Regions from separate parts of the Mus musculus genome. Here region 2 is linked to region 1. Evidence: chromatin contacts called from ENCODE Hi-C or POLR2A ChIA-PET data. All regions are on one chromosome and are shown on one strand. Each heading gives the region's core, a stretch centred on a gene start or an enhancer-like site at or near the end of the contact. The rest is flanking DNA. Distances are from core to core; before and after follow the strand shown. Region 1 holds the start of H2ac20 (H2A clustered histone 20). Region 2 holds the start of H4c14 (H4 clustered histone 14).

Region 1 (7,368 bases), core at 3,410-5,909:
GAGGAGGTTTGTGAACAAAGTGAGGGGGTCAGGTTTGTGTTGGAGAGGACTCACACCAGCATGGAGGGTGGTAGAGCAGCTTTGGTGAAGGTAACCCTCCCCCCACTTTGATAGAATAGGTATGTGTGTATGCTTCCCTCCCCCTCAGTTCCTTTTCAACTAAGGGTAGGAAACTTACTGTGCTTCTCTGTGGGATCATCATGGCCCAAAGTTGGGGGTATAATCAAAAAATTGGGGAAAGCAAGAGAAAGTACAGGAGTTGCGGGAAAGACTAGGGCAACAGGGTTTACAATTATATTGTAGATAGAAAAAGATTCTGATATGTGTGCCACAAGTGAACTCTAGCATAATCTCTGATTATGCTAGAGTCAGAGGTGGTGGCTGCCTTCTGGAGTCCAGCACTTGGGTGGCCTGGAAGGAGTGGGGGTCCCTGCAGGATTGATGCCAGTCTGAGCTACATATCAAGACTTTGTCTCAAAATAACCAAAAGGCGTGTGTTGGATTGCAACTCTACCACTTGATAGATGATCCCAGACAAACCGTTTAAGCTCTCCAAGGCTGTTTCCACCATTTGTAACATAAAGACAACAATGAAACATAACCTAAAGGGTAGCTGTGGAGAGTAGACTGCAACAATGGAAACCACTAAGCAGAGGACGGGCATAGTCAGATGGTCAATAAGTTCAACTGGGGGTTGGGGGGACTTACTGTGCTTCTCTGTGGAATTATCATTGCCTAAAATTGGGGTACATTCAAAAAGAAAAGGAGAAAGTACAGGAGAGGACTAGGGCAATTATTTTTATAGCAATTGTTTTAACCTAAGGAAAGGAAATAAATGGGAGAGAGGTGTATTGTGAGATCTCACTGTATTGATAATTTCTCCTCTAGGGTAAAAACACCAGATTCTATTAATACTCTCTTTACCTGTGTCTGCCACAAGACCATCATACAAACACAAGAGAAGCCCCAAATAAGCCTCCAAGCCTCTTGTGCTGGTGAGAGGTTCTGAGCTGGTGAAATACTTCCCCCCACAACCCCTCCCTCTGGCTGGAGCTGTGGCCTCTGGGATGGAAAGTCAGACTCCCCAATTCCATTCCCAAGGTTAGCCACCACCTTCTGGATCTCCATGCAGGGTGCATCTCTAAAGCAGAGAGGGTAACGTGTGGATACTTCAACCCCTTCTACCCAAATGAGAGGCGGGGTCAAGGTTTTCGGGGAGCAATCCTACCATCTCAAGTCCTGTAAAACTAAACTGGGGACTTGAGAAAACTAAACTCTCTAAACAGTTTATGAGGAAAAGCAGTGTCATGCCTGTTCCCTTAGCTATAAAACGGGAGATGATAATGGGACTTACTCCATAAAGTTCCCAGTGAAGATCAAATGAGCCAATATTTTGAGAGGGCTTAGAACACTCCCTAGCACAGGTGTTGGCTAAACTACCAGGGATTCTATTTCACGCTCTCTTGTTTGTAATACTTTTTATTTGTGGTCATTATTTCTCAATCTCGAGGCATTAACAATGGCCATGCCGTAGATATTCTAACCCCAATGCACCTCTGAAGTAATGCCCAGCTAGAAGCAGGTGTGTGCTTTAATGTACTGGGGGTTGAACCTAAGGCCTCAGGGCGTTCTGGCCAAACCTTCCGAGCTACACCCCTAAGCTCTGACTAATGGCTTATAAATCCTTCAAATCAAAGGCACCCAGCTTTTCCACAAGCCCAACCACAAATGGCTATATCTACTCATTTTATTTTTTTTTTGAGAAAATTAATTGCACAGAAAACAATACAGCAAAGATTTGAAACTAATCGGTAACTTTATTAATAATAATAACAGTGTCTACCCACTTGAAAATGCACATGCAGTGAATGGATTTATTCGATCTATGACAATGTTTGGAACTCTCTTTTGGATCCACAAAGCTCCTGCAATCAGCTCCAATAACCCTTACCACAAAGCAGAATTGAGAAAGCAATCAGACCATCAAGAATCTTCACCAACAAAATCAAGACTTCAAAGGAAAAACTCAGTATGCTACACTCCCCACAAAAGAAAACCAAGGCCGTTGTCTTCAGGTAGGAGACAAGAGTGGATGGTATTGGTGCAGGGGTTGGCCTACGGACCTCCCTATTTAGCTTCTACTACCTTCACTATTCGCTCCATAACCTACCTATCCTGTAGACCCTCTGAAATGTAAATGATTGGGACAATTGTAAATTGGAAGTTCATCTTAGTAGAGGATAGAAAAATTAAGAATGGGGATGGTGGCAGTAAAATGTCTCTCTCCCAAAGGCCAATGCTCCATTTAATACAAACCCAAGAGCTTCCTCTAAATTGTCAAAATTAAGGGAACTATTACGGCCAGTCCCTAGTAAACACACACACACACTCGAACACAAACACATGGCTTACTGGAGTTCAATGGCTGGGGTTCAATGGCTGTCACCCAACGGAAGGTCCAATAATCCAGTAGTTGTTCAGTCCACAAGGCTGGGTGTCTCAGCCGGTCTTCAGTGTATGGCAGAATCCCAAGTAAGTAGGGCTCTAATGCCAGTTCAGGAACAGACTTGCCATCTCCAGCAAGCAGGCAAAGAACAAGCTTCCTTCTTCCATGTCCTTAATAGAAGCTGCCAGCTGGCGTGGCCCAGATTAAAGGTGGGAAAGAACCAGATTAAAAATGGTTCTTCTCATTTCAAATTATGGAACTAAGAAAAAATAAATCCCTCACAGGTGCACCCAGCTGCTTGGGCTAAGAACCAAGAACAGCTACCACAGTAACGATAACTAAAGACAAATTTGGGAAAAAAATCCCCAAAACATTTCCTTTCCAACGTGTCTTCACATACATCAAATGGACAAGGCCTCTGCCACCCCCGCCTTAATATAAAAATTAATTCAATAAGTAATTTTAAAAAGCAGTGATATAGGCCCCTTGGTCTTGCAAACTTTATATGCCTCAGTACAAGGGAACACCAGGGCCAAGAATGGGTGGGTAGGGGAGTGTTGTGGGGAGGGTAAGGGGGACTTTGGGATAGCTTTTGAAATGTAAATGAAAATACCTAATAAAAATATATTTTAAAAAAAGCAGTGGTATAAAAATGAATTCAATAAGTAATTTTAAAAGTAGCATCTGCTGTGGTTGAGGCACTGGTGGGCTCTGGAGGTATAAAACTGTCAGACCCAGCTTGATCAGCAACAGTGTAAATAAGAAAGCAAAGGGAACTTGAGACAACTTCTCCTGGAGACACGACAGGAGGGAAAAAGCTAATTCCTGCGTGTGTGGATTCGAAAGATCGCTTCATGAGCCCAGAGAAGCAGCAGTAGCCTGCGGTAATCTGGCACTGCAGAGGTTAAAGCAAAGAATTAAAAGGAAAAACAAAAACAGAACAAAACAAACCAAGCAAGCCTCGAACAGGGATTTTAAAGCCTGATAGAGAACCATAACCGACTTCTACCAAATCGGCAGCAACGTGGAACATTCGTGTTTGTAAATCAGTAAATTAGAGGGACACCACCCTAAGTACCCCGTAACCGCTGGTGCCCAGGACACAAGTAAAGGGACAGAGCGGTTTCAGTTGTAGATGGCTGGTACCCAGCATTCGCCGACACAGTCTTAGCTGTGTCCTGGAGCCCTCTATTCGCCAGGGTAAGGAAACCATCTCACTTTAAGTCGACAAGTAAATGGTACCCCAAAAGCCTAGAACACGGAAACCGGGCCCAGAGACCCACCTCCATTATCCTAGTCTAAAAAGAACTCCAAGAAGCTAAGTAGGGTGCAGCAAACTGCAAACAGATACCCACAGGGGAACTCAAAACCACAAAGGCTTAAAACTTCTGAAGTGTACCCTTTTCAAGACCCTTGGAGTAACTTTGGAATAGGAACTAGAAACTAATGCAAGTGGCAAAGCTCTCTTCTGATTTGAGCGGGTGACTCACTAAAAGAGACTTTAAAAGATCAAAGGGGCCAGCGAGCGCCTCATCCAGGGAGGCCTCTACTTGGCGCTGGTGTACTTGGTGACGGCCTTGGTGCCCTCCGACACGGCGTGCTTGGCCAGTTCTCCGGGCAGTAGAAGGCGCACCGACGTCTGGATCTCCCGCGATGTGATTGTAGACCGCTTGTTGTAATGCGCCAGGCGAGAAGCCTCGTTTGCTATGCGCTCAAAGATGTCATTGACAAACGAGTTCATGATGCCCATGGCCTTGGACGAGATGCCGGTGTCCGGGTGCACCTGCTTCAGCACTTTGTACACATAGATGGAGTAGCTCTCCTTGCGGCTGCGCTTGCGCTTCTTGCCATCTTTCTTTTGCGCCTTGGTGACAGCCTTCTTGGAACCCTTCTTGGGAGCCGGGGCAGATTTGGCCAGTTCAGGCATGATTAAAAGCAAACAGTGGAAAACAGTCTAGTAAGTAGAAAATCAACCAGGGACCCGGAGGACTTGAGCCCTTTATGAACGCCTTATGCAAATTAGGTCTCAAAGTACTTTTAATTTCCATTGGCCCATACGCGAAACTTGCGTTTTCAGTACAAGCCTAAAATTTCAGATTTCATTGGACTTCTCAGGGGCCAAATAACCACCAATGAAAAGCTCCCTCCTCACCCCACCCCTAGGAGCGCCTATAAAGGCCTTAGAGACGAATCAACCTAGCTTTACAGAAGTTGTCACCTCGGTGTGTCCTACATTATACTCTAAGTTATGTCTGGCCGTGGCAAACAGGGAGGCAAGGCCCGCGCCAAGGCCAAGTCGCGGTCTTCCCGGGCCGGGCTACAGTTCCCGGTGGGGCGTGTGCACCGGCTGCTGCGCAAGGGCAACTACGCGGAGCGCGTGGGCGCCGGCGCGCCGGTATACATGGCGGCGGTGCTGGAGTACCTAACGGCCGAGATCCTGGAGCTGGCGGGCAACGCGGCCCGCGACAACAAGAAGACGCGCATCATCCCGCGCCATCTGCAGCTGGCCATCCGCAACGACGAGGAGCTCAACAAGCTGCTGGGCAAAGTGACGATCGCACAGGGCGGCGTCCTGCCCAACATCCAGGCCGTGCTGCTGCCCAAGAAGACCGAGAGCCACAAGGCTAAGAGCAAGTGAAACTCAACACGAATCCAAAAAGGCTCTTTTTAGAGCCACCAAATCTTTTACAAAGGAGCTAGCTAACGCGCCAGTTTGTGACCAGCCCTTTGGATGACACTTTGGTGGCTCTTAAAAGAGCCTTTTTGTGTGGAAAGGGATAATAGTTATTTGTTCTTTCCAGGCTTATGACTTTCCGTTTTCTTCGGAAGTAAGACAGCCTGAATATTGGGGAGGACCCCGCCCTGGGCGATGGTGACTCCCCCTAGTAACTTGTTGAGCTCCTCATCGTTCCTCACAGCTAGTTGCAGATGGCGCGGGATGATGCGCGTCTTCTTGTTGTCGCGGGCCGCGTTGCCCGCCAGCTCCAGGATCTCGGCCGTTAGGTACTCCAGCACCGCCGCCATGTACACCGGCGCGCCGGCGCCCACGCGCTCCGCGTAGTTGCCCTTGCGCAGCAGCCGGTGCACACGCCCCACCGGGAACTGCAGCCCGGCGCGGGACGACCGCGACTTCGCCTTGGCGCGGGCCTTGCCTCCTTGTTTGCCACGGCCAGACATGGCGGAATAAGCAATTTCTGCTGCTTTTTCCAAGGGAAGGATATGGAAAGGTGAATTTATAAGATCTATCGGGAGGGGTGAAGGAAAAGTAGCTTGATTGGCTTAAAATGGAGCTGTCTCCAACAGCCAATGGGAAAGCAGAAGCTAGACTCGGTGGTTTACATCCTGCAGTACAGGAAATGACGAATTTTTTGAAAAAGGAATTTACCAATCGATGAGAGCCACATTTAAAGGCCCTCACTTACATCGTAGGATTTTAAGGGCAGAAGAATTTCGCGGAGCTGTTTATTGTGGTAATTTATAGAGGTTTGTTTTGTTTGCCCAGTTTAGAGCTGAAAAATCTAAACAAACAACCAAGAGCACAAAACTCGAAACACTCCCCTTGAAGTATGGGATTTTGCTCTGTCCCCACCCCCACCCCGGAGCTTTAAATTACTCTCCATGTCTCACACAAGCAGGCTCCGTAAAGGAATTAGGAAAGTTGCTTCGCTTCCTTACCCTTGACAGTGGCTCCCCATCTTTGCCCCTGGGTCGTTTGACCAAGGGCTAGATGACATTGTATCCATCGTCTTTGACCTCTAGGAGGTGTCTGCCACCACCTTTTCCCTCTAGCTTTTAAGATGTCCTCGTTTGATCTGGGGTTTTCTTTACCCTGCTCCGGTTCTCTCCCCACTAAAAAATCCGCGAGTTCAGCTGAACTGTCCTATCCCCAGCTCTTCCCTCTGGCGAGGCTTACAAGCTTCCAGCTAATTCAGATTCGCTTCACAAGCTCAGACTCCGGTATCAGGCGTTTACTAAATGTTTAACTCGTTTGTCTCAACAAGCATCATATTAGCATCTGAAACATGAGCTCTGCATTCCTTTGCCCTATCCCAAGAATTGCACCCAAAAACTTTCAGGTACCAAGATAAGACGGTGGGGGGTGAACGGTGAGGGAGCCTGTTAAGGGAACTGTATCTAATTCTAGAAGTTACAGTTACATTCTAAACTATTCTTAAGTTTGCAGGGTATTTTGTTAGCATTAGACAGCCATTCTGCTATGCAAGTTCTAACAACATTAACTTTTGAGGCATTTGGGGCTGAGAACAAAACCCAGATAACAGGAAAATCTCGTACACATATCCCTGGCACCTTGTGAGGTTCTGCTTAAAGAGTCAGTGAACCCCCTCGCCTTGACCTCTGGTTTTCTTCTCAGTGATCTGAGTTGTGAAGAAGGCTAACGGGACAGAGATCGCTCAACCCAAGTGTGATTCACCCTGTGCTATAGGCCATCTACAAAGTGGATGTAATTTTCTGTTTTGTGGGTAAAGAAAAAAGGGCTCAAGGGGATTTAGACCCTTGTTAAAGGGCATTGTAGTCCCTCGCTAACCCAAGTGTTTCAGACTCAGAATATACTCTTTATGACTTTATTCATAATATTTCACTAACCAGATATTGGGCATAATGAAGTAACTTGTCCACCATTACTTTCCTCTATAAGGGAAAATTATTTTGAGATTTTAAATTCCATACAAAATCTTATTAGGTAAGTCTACATAGGCCAGTATGTAATTGTCTATTGCTCCCTAGAGCTCCCTTGCTTGAATTTTAGCCAGAGACTTCCTAGAAGAGACAAACAGGCCATTTGTAGAGTGCACACATCACTCACCAGCTGGCTGGTATTTCCTCTGAGACCTCTGGGATTGTTTCCCTAAGGCAGCAGAGGTCCTGCCCAAACATTTAATTAAGCAAACATTTATTTAGTG
Region 2 (7,368 bases), core at 2,616-5,115, 42 kb before region 1:
CCAGGTATCGTGTTTCCTGGTAAGATTTTCTTTGTAATGTATGTACTGGAGCACAAAGCATGTGGTGTTTATTTAAATCAGAAAGAGATTCTCAAACTTCAGACTCTACTTCCCCCGTCTGAGATTTTTATTTCTGTCCTCATCAGTGTTTAGGTAATAATAAGTGAAAAATTCCAGAAAAGAAGTCAGGAGTCTTATTTTACATTGTAAGTCTATCCTCTCATGGCCTCTCACCCCGGACATAAATCATCCCCTTGCCCAGCGTATCCTTGCTACCCATGACTTATTTACTTAGTAGCAGCCTCCATTCAAAACACCTGCCAAGGCTTATGTTCAGGTAACCTTGATCTTATGCAATAAGGGCTCCAAAGTGCAAACAAATTTCACTAAAGGTGATTATTATTGTCTACTTTACTATAGTTTTGACCTATTTATTGAGCCAAATTCATAAGTTAAAATTTACCATACACATTTACACATATACTAAAGGAAACATACAGTGCTGTATATGTTTATGTAATGTACAGCATTGTCTGTATATTTAGCCATTGGCTGGGGATCTTGGACCACTTCCTCTAAGAGGAAGAGAAAGCGGCTGTATTCAGACACAGAGTCCAGGAGTTGTAGGGTTTATTTTAACAGACAGTAAGAAAGTCAAGAGTCTTCCTCTTGTCTAGCTTCTACAATTATACCTGTAAGAGGTTTATACTCTTCAGAAATGAGGATGCTATTGTAGATGTGAATTCTATGGCACGAAACTAGAAATCAAGAAGTAAACTTTGAAGGTTATCAGTGTCTCTTCCAAAAAAAGATAATCCTCGCTGCCCAGGCAAATTTAATCTGTATTCCTTCTGCTGCACATTGCCTTCGTCGACAACCCAGTCATGTCGCTCAGCTGTGCTTGGTGTCTACCCGACACTAGAGTGATATTCATGGGAAATTCTGGATCGAAACTTTGACCAGAACAGGGGTTATGATACAGAAGAAACTGCTTCTCTGCAGTTATTTCTCAGAAATGTCCTGAAGTTTTTCATTAAAAATTACCCCCCCCCAAAAAAAAAAAGGCCAAGCAGGGTATAATGGCACAGAGGCAAGTAGATCCAGGTGAGTTCCAGGACAGCCAGAGCTACAGAGTGAGACCCTGTTTCAGAGAAAACAAACCACATTGCCAGGGCCTAAAGTTTAGAGACAGAGAACTGGGATCTTATTAATTGGGGGTGGGTACAAGAAGCTCAACTTTTTCCATACAGTGAAAAGCAAACAAAAAAAATTAAATGAACTATTAGGCATGTAATATTTTATATGTACTTATATAAACAAATATATATGTATTTTATATATTTGTTTTTAATACAAAAGCATGGACTAAGTTTTGTGTTTGGGCTCAAGAAACCCCAGAGTTAGAGTCAAACACGAACTTGGACCAGGTGAATTTTGGTCTGTTGGCTACTCAGGCTATTTACCTGGTTTGCTTTGATTTTGAATAGTCTGCGACCTAGGACCAAACTAAGAAACCATGGGTATTTGGGACCTTTTTCTTACTCCTTTTTGAGGTGGGCCAGTACCTCCAGTATCCTGCCACTGGATAGAAATCAGTTCAAGTCTCCTTCCTACTGATCAGTCACCATTACTGCCTATACATGACAACTTAGTATAATTAATAGTTCACCGAATGTTCTCAAGTGTAAAAGTATAATACAATATTTCAGAGTTATATAAGGTGTTGTTTAATTCTCATGAGATCTGAAGAAATGTTATCAGTTTTTATTTTAAGGGCTTTTTTTTTTTTTTTTAAATTTAGGGGTTGGTTTTTTTGTTTGTTTTGTTTTTTGCTTTAACCTCCATATTTCTTAGTTGGAATTGAATCTGACAAGAAAAGATAGGCCAAACAGTTGTTTCCTTCTAAATATGTGTATTGAGCGTAAACATGGGAATTCTCAAAAACTGAGTAATTCAAAGAGGGTGGTTAGAATTTGGGGTCCACATACCTAAAGTAGGGGAAAGATGACGGAAGAAGGGACACTTATGGCAAAGTCAAATGACTTTGGGAAATAAATCACCCTTAGGAGAATAGACAGGGACAGGTTAGTCCTGAGACAGCGTCTGTCAGGAGTGGGCTCAGGTCTCACCCCTGAAAAGAGAACAACGTTATTGTTGCCCACCCCTGTCCACACCCCCTTCCCTACTCCCTTCCCACCCCCTTTCCCACTCAGGATTTTCTGCAAACAGGATAAAATATTGATATCTTTTGCAGGTTCCACTCTTAAACAAATCTCAACCCTTCTGCTCAAAATGATTCTCATGTCCGAAGTAGGAGAATATTCTTGATTCCCTTCACCTGAAAAGATGGTAGACTCTGAGTCTGCCTCAGGCCCTGGTACCAAAGCCCTGTCAGCCTGGCACGTGGTTGTTTTATTTTACAAGGAAAGAGGCAAAGGCAGGAGCTGTCCACCCATAAACAACTATTGAGCCTCTACTGCACTTCACCTTAAAAAGAAAGAAGACACAGAAATCACATCCCATTAGGGACATAGTCAAGGATGTGGAGAAGTCCGCACAATACAGAGATATGAAGCAACACAGCTTCCAGGGGTCGCCATGGGAATGAGAAAACAGCGGCTGCGGGATGGAGAGGCTCTGAATTCTAGGGTGCTAGTTTGGGCATGGAGGCATGTCTACAAACAGGATCTATCCATCAAGAGACGTGTATGACTGCCCAGGGTTACTGGGGTAGGAGGGAGCTCTCTTCCCTCTAAGATCTACAATTCACAGGTCTTAGGTTTAAAACATTTGAGTTGAGAGGGGAGTCTGAGCCCCCAGCCTAAGGTGACTCAAAACCTACATCTATCTACATGTCTGGAGCCAGAAAATCTGGATAGAAAAAAGGTGGTGGTGGTGGTGGTGGGGATTCATGAGCACATATAGATGTTAGAATAAAGGAACAGTCAGAACAAGGCCTATCAGATCACTTTAAAAACAAGTCCCAACCAACCCACTACCGTTCTTTCTGATGCAGAATGCTTTCTCAAGATTCTTCTATGGGTGGCCCTGGGAACGACGGACATACTAGAAGTACAGACTCCAGTTCATTTCCCAGGGCGTCACTGTATAAAGCAGACACACACTTGAAAAAGTGAATTTTAGTCTACTGCATAGTAGAGACAGTTTGGAATAACTGAAAACAAAGGGCGGGCCTCAAAGGACTTGTGGAAACGAGCGTAGCAGCATTCCCGGGCTGCTCGGCTAGTCAGCGGGCCTTTGGGTAGAAGAGCGTGGAAACCCACTGACCTCGGTGAAAAGGATCGGCGGCATCCTCAGTTTTCCTATGATCTAGTTTCTGCTTGATCTGAATAATGTGTCTCTATCAACGAAACAGGCGACTGTACGCAGAAACGCCCGCGACCTTTCCCTTCCACACACATTCCTGGGTCCTCTGCTTTCGATTGTCACGCTGGTTACTGGAACTTTTGCTGCGGTTTTTACCTAACAGGAGCTCCGGGCCCTTCAGTGCAGCGCACTCCCCCCTCATCTCTAACTTTCTCTTTCTCCGGTCTTTTGTCTTTTTAGCGTCAGTGCTTTCTAAAGTCTGTGTTATCTCTAAGTTTTATTTGGAGGAATCTGAATTCTCCGAGGGACTTCGGCACCATAATTAAGAAAATCGAAAATAAAAAAATAAAGGCTTGAGACTGTAAGGAACCGGTAGAGGGCAGAGAAGAGAAAAGAAAAACAGGAAGATGATGCAACATCCAGAGCCCGGATAATTTAGAAAGGTTCCCGCCCGCGCGCTTTCAGTTTTCAATCTGGTCCGATCCTCTCATATATTAGTGGCACTCCACCTCCAATGCCTCACCAGCTGGTGTTTCAGATTACATTAGCCATGTCTGGCAGAGGAAAGGGTGGAAAGGGTCTAGGCAAGGGTGGCGCCAAGCGCCATCGCAAAGTCTTGCGTGACAACATCCAGGGTATCACCAAGCCCGCCATCCGCCGCCTGGCTCGGCGCGGTGGGGTCAAGCGCATCTCCGGCCTCATCTACGAGGAGACCCGTGGTGTGCTGAAGGTGTTCCTGGAGAACGTCATCCGCGACGCAGTCACCTACACCGAGCACGCCAAGCGCAAGACCGTCACCGCTATGGATGTGGTGTACGCTCTCAAGCGCCAGGGCCGCACCCTCTACGGCTTCGGAGGCTAGACGCCGCCGCTTCAATTCCCCCCCCCCCCATCCCTAACGGCCCTTTTTAGGGCCAACCACAGTCTCTTCAGGAGAGCTGACACTGACTTGGGTTGTACAGGTAATAACCGTGGGTTTAGACTCGGTAAGGTAAAGACGCTAGTTTTCCTTGTGACTCAACGCTACTAGGTGTTCCGCTTTTAGAGCCATCCACTTAAGTTTCTATACCACGGCGGATAGATAGCATCCAGCAGGATAGCTCACACTGGGAATTTTAATTCCTACTTAGTGTGTGAGCTGGTTGTCAGGTCAAGAGACTGGCTAAGATTTTCTTTAGCTGTTTGGAGCAGAATTGCAATAAGGAGACCCTTTGGATGGGATGACCTATGTCCACACATCAAATGGCTATGTGGCTGTGTCCCTGTGTTTCCAATGAGTGGCTGTGCTTGACCGGATATTTGGTATTGTTTCTATGGCCCCACAACCCACCTTTTATCCTTCCTCATCTTCCCAAAAGATTTTCTTCAGGCCATGTTAGAAAGCTAGCTGCCTAGATGGAGGTCACGTAACCCTCTGCGCCAAAAGGCTACGTAAGAGAGACCGGGCGTTGTCCTGCTGCTGATTGGCTCAGTGGAAGAGTTAGGCGTATGGCCTCCTGCAGAATAAAGAGCTGGCAGCAGAAGCTTGGGCCGGACAGGCGGGAGACAAGCAGGGACAAGAACGGAACAGGGATTTAAAGAGACACGTGGTGGGACACAGTGGCAAGAAGTCGGTCGGGTTAGGTAGATGGGTTAGCTGAGGGACTGTCTCAGCAAACAGGCCAACAGCTTTATTGTATCCAGATGTCTCCGGTGTCTTTACAATTAAACACCAAGCAGGACCCCCAAAAGTCCTCGCAAAACTCCTCAGTTTAGGCATGGATCTAGGAAATAGTGGACTGGGATCGAAGCTCTGCTGGGATACAATTGCAACGACATTTTAATGTCCCATAACATAAGCAAGCCAGGTGGTGACAGCTATAATCCCAGCAAGTCAGGGAGGAAACAAGGGTTAGGGGTTCAAGGACCACTTCTGCATGGTTTGGGGGAAAGCCTGAACCACAAGACCCTGTCACAAACAAAACAACAAAACAAAGCAAGCAAGCAAACAAACAAAAAACCCCTTGAGGGTTGGAGAGGGGACTGAGAGGTCCTGAGCTCAAATCTCAGCAACCACATGGTGGCTCACCATCTCTAATAGGATCCGATGCCCTCTTCTGGTGTGACTGAAGAGAGAGGACCAGTGTATTCGTATACATAAAATAAAATCTTAAAAACAACAAAAAGAAAAGAATGTATAGTCAAACAAACAAACACAAAACCAAACCACCGTGAACAATAAGTGAGTGGAGGCACACTATATTATTTAGTGAAAGAAAATCTTAGAAGCCACTCAGGTGTGTGGTGTGTTGGGACCTGTTTAGAAAGAGACTTGCCAAAACATGTGTACCGTTGATCAGATGGTGCATTTTAATTTTGATAAGGCAAAAGCAAATTCTCAACATGGCCAAGAACGCAGTAAGCCATTCTCTATGTATGCATCTATATTCTGTAGCACGCTGATTTGGGTTGAACATGTTATTGGCTGTGGGCTTGTTTTTATTTTATTTTTGCTATTGCATATTAACCTTTTACTCAGGTGAGATGACGTGCAGCCTCTGCATTCCGTTTCACGATCACTTATGAAAATCCAACTTCCAATCGGAGAAGTTGGATTTTAGTGTATATCACCTCGGGTATACTGTGAGGATCACCATAGGAATATAGTTGTGTTGATCCACCTATAATTATTGTGGTTAAAGGAAATACATTTTAGATAACTATATGCAATTGTAAGAAGCATAACTCAGACCATGTTTAATGTGCTCTCCCCCAATGGTAATGTTTTACAAGACCGTATGAGGCAACCAGAAATTGTCTCTGGGAAGAGTCAAGATTCAGAAGCTGGCATCGGCCTTTGCTTATGAAGGAAGAGGGGAAACTGACTTACTAGAGAACACTAGAGTCCCTGGTGAGCCAAGCAACAACGTCCTGATTGGCTCTTTCAGCCAATGGGACCTTAATAGGGAAATTGGTGAAATGCAATGAGTTTCTCCTATTGTACCAATGTTCATTTATTTGGGTTAAAGGCAATGCGTTACATCAGGAGAATCTAAGGGAATGGGATAGAGAATCTCCTTTATTATTGGGATATTTTCTGTAGGCATAATTTTTTTGCAACCTACTTTTAATAAGGGTTCGATCTCTCTTCTAGCGACCACCCAGCAGAGGGAGTGGAAGAGAAAAGTTACTAGGATAAGTGGGAATGCTCAGCAATAGTTCTTTGGGGCAAGCTTGAACTTCTTGGGCAGCAGTTCAGTCCCATAGCAAACACCAAATAAGACTCAGCAGCTGTGGACCAGTCCTCTAGGCAGGCAGACACCAGGCACGAACCAGCAGCTACAGTCCAGTTCTCTCAGCAAGCAGACACCAGACAGCTGTAGTTCAATCCTGAAGAAACCACCAGGCTCTCCAACCTGCCTGAGGCGAGGCCGCTGAAGTGGCAAGCTGCCCAGGAACCTCATGAGCAGTGAGTGGGTGAGTTTCTCTCAATGTCTCACAAGGCGAACCAATATGTGTGTGTGTGTGTGTGTGTGTGTGTGTCTTTAGCGAAAAATACTGAGGCAGAGCAAACCAAACCAATGCTCAGTGCCTGTCTTCCACTGTTTGTGAGGTCACATTTATACTCCTTCATCAAGCATTCTTTCACATGTTCCCTGTATCCAAACATCCTTTCACCTCTGTCTGCTTCAGGAAAACAGTCTTTCATGTGTTTGCTTTAGCAAGACATTCTTTCACCTGTGTGCTCCCTCAAAACATCATTTGGCATAACTAACTTTCCAAAAAACTAGAAGTTTTCACTTCAACTTTTTTTCCCACTCTTTATTCTTTAAATTTTTCATGCATATATATATGTATATATATATATTATATGTATATGTATATATACATATACATATATATATATATATACATATATATATATATATATATATATATATATAGTATCTTGGCCATATCTACCCACTTCCCCTCAGACCAACCCCCATCTCCTCTCCCTCCCAACTTGATATCTTTTAATCATTCTTTCTTTTGAGGTGGGTGGTTGGGCAGCAGAAACGT

Evidence for each region. Hi-C counts contacts between places; a loop is a spot of excess contacts on that map. ChIA-PET counts read pairs that join two places held with the same protein, here RNA polymerase II (POLR2A).
Region 2: a map of heart shows a loop between it and region 1 (11-fold over the local background). The contact joins the promoter of H4c14 here to the promoter of H2ac20 in region 1. A Hi-C loop is called at or near these places in 12 of 37 maps with a recorded cell type or tissue (Patski, adrenal gland, gastrocnemius and 4 more). POLR2A ChIA-PET finds 5 or more read pairs at or near these places in 5 of 5 experiments (Patski and embryonic stem cell).

What each region holds. Positions count from the first base shown.
Region 1 is chr3:96,218,171-96,225,538 of GRCm38, reverse strand. It overlaps H2ac20 (H2A clustered histone 20), which reads left to right and starts at 4,659. Exons shown (of 1, transcript NM_175662.2): 1 at 4,659-5,126. The coding sequence starts at 4,695. The coding sequence ends at 5,084. H2ac21 (H2A clustered histone 21) reads right to left here and starts at 5,654. Exons shown (of 1, transcript NM_178213.5): 1 at 5,185-5,654. The coding sequence starts at 5,623. The coding sequence ends at 5,231. H2bc21 (H2B clustered histone 21) reads right to left here and starts at 4,467. Exons shown (of 1, transcript NM_178214.4): 1 at 1,801-4,467. The coding sequence starts at 4,373. The coding sequence ends at 3,993.
Region 2 is chr3:96,259,814-96,267,181 of GRCm38, reverse strand. It overlaps H4c14 (H4 clustered histone 14), which reads left to right and starts at 3,865. Exons shown (of 1, transcript NM_033596.3): 1 at 3,865-4,248. The coding sequence starts at 3,878. The coding sequence ends at 4,189.